Linked DNA regions of Homo sapiens: region 2 is linked to region 1. A link is an interaction called in ENCODE POLR2A ChIA-PET data of the cell type or tissue named here. Cell type or tissue: OCI-LY7. All regions are shown on one strand.

Region 1 (2,500 bases):
ACCTACTTTAATGTCTTTGTCAGATAATGCCAACATCTGTGTCATCTTAGTGTTAGTGTCTATCAATTATCTTTTCCCAGTTTAGATTTTTCTGGTTTCTCAAATGCTGAGTAATTTTAGATTGTATCCTGGATATTTTGAATATTATGCTACGAGACTAGAGGTTTTGTTTAAATCCTGGAGTGAATGTTGACATTTTTGTGTTAGCCATAATCAGTCAGGTTGGGATTAGACTGTAAACTCCAATTAGACTTCTCTAGGTTGTAATTTTAATATCAGTTCTGTTTTTAAAGGCTTTGCAGTGTTATTTGGATCAGTCCTGAATGTTCTTGACCCAGTGGTCAGTCAAGGTCTGAGGCAGGAACTGTGTAGTTCAGTTCTCACAGCCTGTGGTACAGTGTTGAGGATCAGATCCACACATGTACAGCTTGGGAGTTACCTCAGAAATCATAAACTTTTGCTCCTTCCTCTACTCAATTTCCTAGTTTTATCCCAATTCCTTGGGGCTCCCTTTTATAGTTCTCTGATCAGAAAACTTGGGTTTTGTTTTTCATTTTATTTTTGAGACAGAGTCTCTCTCTGTTGCCCAGGCTGAGGTGTGCAATCTCAGCTCACTGCAGCCTTGACCTCCGGGCTCCAGAGATCCTCTCACCTCAGCCTCCTGAGTAGCTGGGACTACAGGCACGCACCACCACACCCAACGGATTTTTGTATTTTTTGTAGAGACAGTGTCTCACTGTGTTGCCCAGGCTGGTCTCGAACTCATGGGCTCAAGTGATCCTCCCACCTCGGCCTCCCAAAGTGCTGGGATTATAGGAATGAGCTGCTGTGCCCAGCCAAGTACATACGCTACTTTTCTGTTCACTTTCCGTAACTACGCTTATGTCTGGAGCGAGGCAGTGGGAGGACAGAGATGAAAAAAGAAAGCAGTGGGGGTTTGCCATTTACCCTACTCTGATTTTTGGGAACACAGCACCTCTGATCAGAGAGGAAAGTTCTCTTTTCTCAAAGTTTTAGGCACCTGCCTGCTCCTCTTACCATTAATGTCATTTTCACTTCTGCTTTTATAGGATTACTTGAGGTTTGGGTGCTAGAGAATGGAGAAAAGAAAAACAAAACAAAACAAAAAACAAAGCACATGAGATTTCCCCCACTTTGTCTGTATATTAGGAAACTCTTTTTCCACCCCTCAAGCCAGATCTAGAAGCCTTCTCCTGGAGCTCTTTCTGTCCACACTGATTTGGACTTCAGGCTTTTGGGCTGCACAAGTCCAGACTAGGGATATCAGAGGGGAAAAAATGGTAAGCTCTCTGCATGTTCAGTGGTACTTCATATTCATGCCTTCTTCTCCAACCTTTCTGTTTCGATTTACTTTTCAGTCCTCAAGTTTGGGAGCCATGCATTCTTTCCAGGTTAATAGCTACATTCAGTAGGAGAGATAGGTTGGGATTTGCTCACTCCATCTTACTTGGAACTAGAAACTTCCTAAAGCAGTGATGTTACAAGAAGATAATTTGAATTACAGTTTTCTAGTTTTACAATATTTTAAAGCTGATTGAATATAAATAATTTAAAAATATATTTCCAGGCCCAAATATTAACATTATAATTTAAACTACTGGATCCATCATTGACCCTTTTAATAATTGGAAGGTTTAAGACTCCCACACTCAATATATTAGAAAAATAATACATTCATGTTCATTCTCCCATTTTTTGTGTTTCTCTTTCAATATAGCACATTTACTACTAATGCTCATTTATCCCATCAAAAATGTCACATAAAAACTGGAATAATTCAGAAATTTGGAGTGGGATTCATTTACGATTTATAAGTTACCTGGTAGAGTTTGACTTATAAGAAAGCACATTGTGAGGGCCGGGTGTGGTGGCTCACGCCTGTAATCCCAGCAATTTGGGAGGCCAAGGCGGGCGGATCACCTGAGGTTGGGAGTTCGAGACCAGCCTGACCAACATGGAGAAACCCTGTCTCTACTAAAAATACAAAATTAGCCGGGCATGGTGGCACACGCCTGTAATTCCAACTACCCGGGAGGCTGAGGCTGGAGAATTGCTTGAACTTGGGAGGCAGAGGTTGCAGTGAGCCAAGATCACACCATTGCACTCCAGCCTGGGTGATAAGAGTGAAACTCTGTCTCAAACAACAACAACAACAGCAAACAGTACATGGTGAGGCTAGGTGCAGTAGCTCATGTCTGTAATCCTATCCCTTTGGGAGGCTGAGGCAGGCAGATTGCTTGAGCTCGGGAGTTCGAGACCAGCTGGATAACATGGTGAAACCCTGTCTCTACAAAAAAAAAAGAAAATTAACTGGGCATGGTGGTGTGCACTTGTAGTCCCAGCTACTTAGGAGACTGAGGCAGGAGGATCACTTGAGCCTGGGAGGTCGAGGCTGCAGTGAGCCATGATGGTGCCACTGCACTCCAGCCAGGGTGACAGACTGAAACCCTGTCTAAAAAAAATTTTTTTAAATAAAGTA
Region 2 (2,500 bases), 1.4 Mb after region 1:
GAGATAGAGGCATGTTCTCAGGATTAGCAGGGGACTAGGCCAGGTAGGGTGGAATAGTAGGGTGGGAATCTGGGTGAGTATATGTTGTAGATTGTATTGACTGTCAGTTTGAGCTTTTTTTTTTTTTTTTAATTCAATAGAACATGGAGAACCAATAAAGATTCCTGAGCATGTGCTTGAGTCATTCTTCTTGAAATTCTCCAGTGAGTGGGAACTCCCTATTTCATCCAAGAACTCATGAGGATGAGCTTCTTGGAAGCAGTAGGAATTGATCTGGGGCTTCAAGGATCAGAATGTCGAAGGTACTCTGGGTGGAGGGAAGAACGAGTCTAGTGTTAATGCGCACTGGGAAAGGATTTTGAGCATGAGAGAGCATATCCATGCTGTGCGTTGGGTAGACAGCTCTGGCTGTGCTATCTAGGATAGGCTGGAGGAAGGGTTGCTTGAAGCAGCATGACAAGTTAGGAGTCCCTCACAATTGTCCTAAGAAGAGATTCTGAAAGCCTGACTTAGGAGGTAGTAATGGGAGTGGAAAGGCACACTGGAAAGACTCATTCCTCTCCTATCCCTGAGGTCCTCTTTGCTTGGATTAGAACAAAACAAAACAAGACAAAACAACCAACAAACTTCTGACTCACTTGCCAGTCTCAAGGGAAGAGACTATCCTTAGCTCAACAGTCCAAGATCTCTGTTTACTAGATATTTTCCTGGGTCATTTCTTTATTTCCTGTGCCACTGGCAGGGGGTGGCAGCTGTGGTCACCCTGGCCCTGGTGTTTTTTGGCATTTTGCTGCAGTTTAGATTGTGTTGATGGTAGGATAAACATTTCCATCCTTGGGCATCTTGTTCCATGCCAGAGGAAAGGTACTCAACGGTGTTGAAGCCACTGATACAGCTGGCCTCAACCTTCTCATCTTGCATATGAGAAAATGGAGGTCCGGAGAGTTAAAGAACATGTTCAAATCATGTGGGGAGAAGTGGGGACACAGGAGCAGAATTTAGTCCTTAGGTCTTGGACTTTTTTTTTAAGTATACCTTGCAGTTTTTATTGAATAATGCTAGTATTTACTGACCACATACTATGTGTCATACACTGTGTTAAAGCCTTCATTAATTTCATTTAATCCTCTTAAGTTGCTATAGGTAGGGACTATCATTATCTCTATTTCTTCAGATGACAAGCTGAAGGTCAAAGAAATTGAGTAATTTTCCCAAGGTCATGTAACTAGGAAGTTGCAGAGTCAGAATTTGAATCCAGGTCTATCAGACACCATGTATCTGTCCAAGTATAAGGAACCCCCTGAAAATTACTTATTAAAAATAACTCTGACATCTCCAGCCGAGTGTGGTGGCTCACGACTGTAATTCCAGAACTTTGGGAGGCCAAAGCAAGTGGATCACTTGAGGCCAGGAGTTCGAGACCAGCCTGGCCAACATGATGAAACCACAGCTCTACTAAAAATACAAAAATTAGCCAGGTGTGGTGGTGTGTAGTCCCAGATACTTGTGAGGCTGAGGCAGGAGAATTGCTTGAACCTGGGAGGGAGAGGCTACAGTGAGCTGAGATCATGCCACTGCATTCCAGCCTGGGCCACAGAGGGAGACTCCATCACAAAAAAAAAAAAAAAAAAAAAAAAAAAATTAAAAAAGAAATTGTGACATCTCCAATAGAAGTTCTACTTTTAAAACATTTACTATGTGAGTAAATATATAATGAACTCAGTAATGCATTTAGGTGAACTTGTATTTTAATAATCAGTATCTATAAATGTTATGGAATATATACTTTTGGAAAATAATGTTGTGAATTCATGCAAGACATGATGGAAATGAGTTTTAGAACTTTCAGTTGGGTAGAGGAGGTAGTAGGTAAGGTGGGGAGGATGGTTGCTTACGAAGTACATACAGTAAGGGGTCATCTCATTGGAGTGAGTTTCTAAACCTTTTCAGGTTTCTCATATAACCTGACCCACCGGTGTAAGGGTATGAATGAAGTCACACATTTCACTGGCTTGTTACTCCTACCTGCAGAATTCATGACCTCAGCCCCACTGCAATGTTTACTAGTACTTCTGGAATGCACAGAGTAGCATCACATGTAAACAAACTTGGACCTGCTGCTGGGCTCTGTCTATTCATCGTGTGTCTTGCCATTCTCCCTGGTGCCCTGCCCCATGTCCATGTGCTCGCATGTACTGCTGTACCGGAGGCTGGTGGTCTGTGGAAAAGCAGAGGGAGGGATGGACAGGGAGGCCTTAGTAATCTTTGTTAGAGGTATTTGTTAAAGGGGGTCCCACAGCAGGGCTGCTGGAGCACCAATGAGTTACACAGCTTAGAAAAAAAACAGCTCTTTCCAGTTTTTAATTGAGTATAACTTATATTCAATACAATGCACAGATCTTTAGTGTTTAGTTCAATAAATTTTGATGATTGTATATGCCCATGTGATCAAAAAAGTTATAGAATATCCCAGAAATTTCTTTTATATCCCTTTAGAGTC

The links. ChIA-PET counts read pairs that join two places held together with the same protein. Peaks named below come from ENCODE experiments on the same cell type or tissue, not always from the same donor. Only the 100,000 strongest peaks of a DNase experiment are listed, where the experiment ranks them.
Region 2: POLR2A ChIA-PET joins it to region 1 with 8 read pairs; 1 of 35 experiments calls an interaction of 5 or more read pairs at or near these places.

Annotation. Positions count from the first base shown.
Region 1 is chr2:61,774,703-61,777,202 of GRCh38, reverse strand. No RefSeq gene overlaps it. Among named protein-coding and RNA genes, the nearest start is that of FAM161A, 78 kb to the left of the region's middle. In OCI-LY7, no CTCF peak of the experiment used is centred here; a DNase peak (open chromatin) is centred at 1,042; H3K4me3 peaks cover 848 bases; H3K27ac peaks cover 1,384 bases.
Region 2 is chr2:60,347,556-60,350,055 of GRCh38, reverse strand. No RefSeq gene overlaps it. Among named protein-coding and RNA genes, the nearest start is that of MIR4432, 39 kb to the left of the region's middle. In OCI-LY7, no CTCF peak of the experiment used is centred here; no DNase peak of the experiment used is centred here; H3K4me3 peaks cover 134 bases; H3K27ac peaks cover 1,465 bases.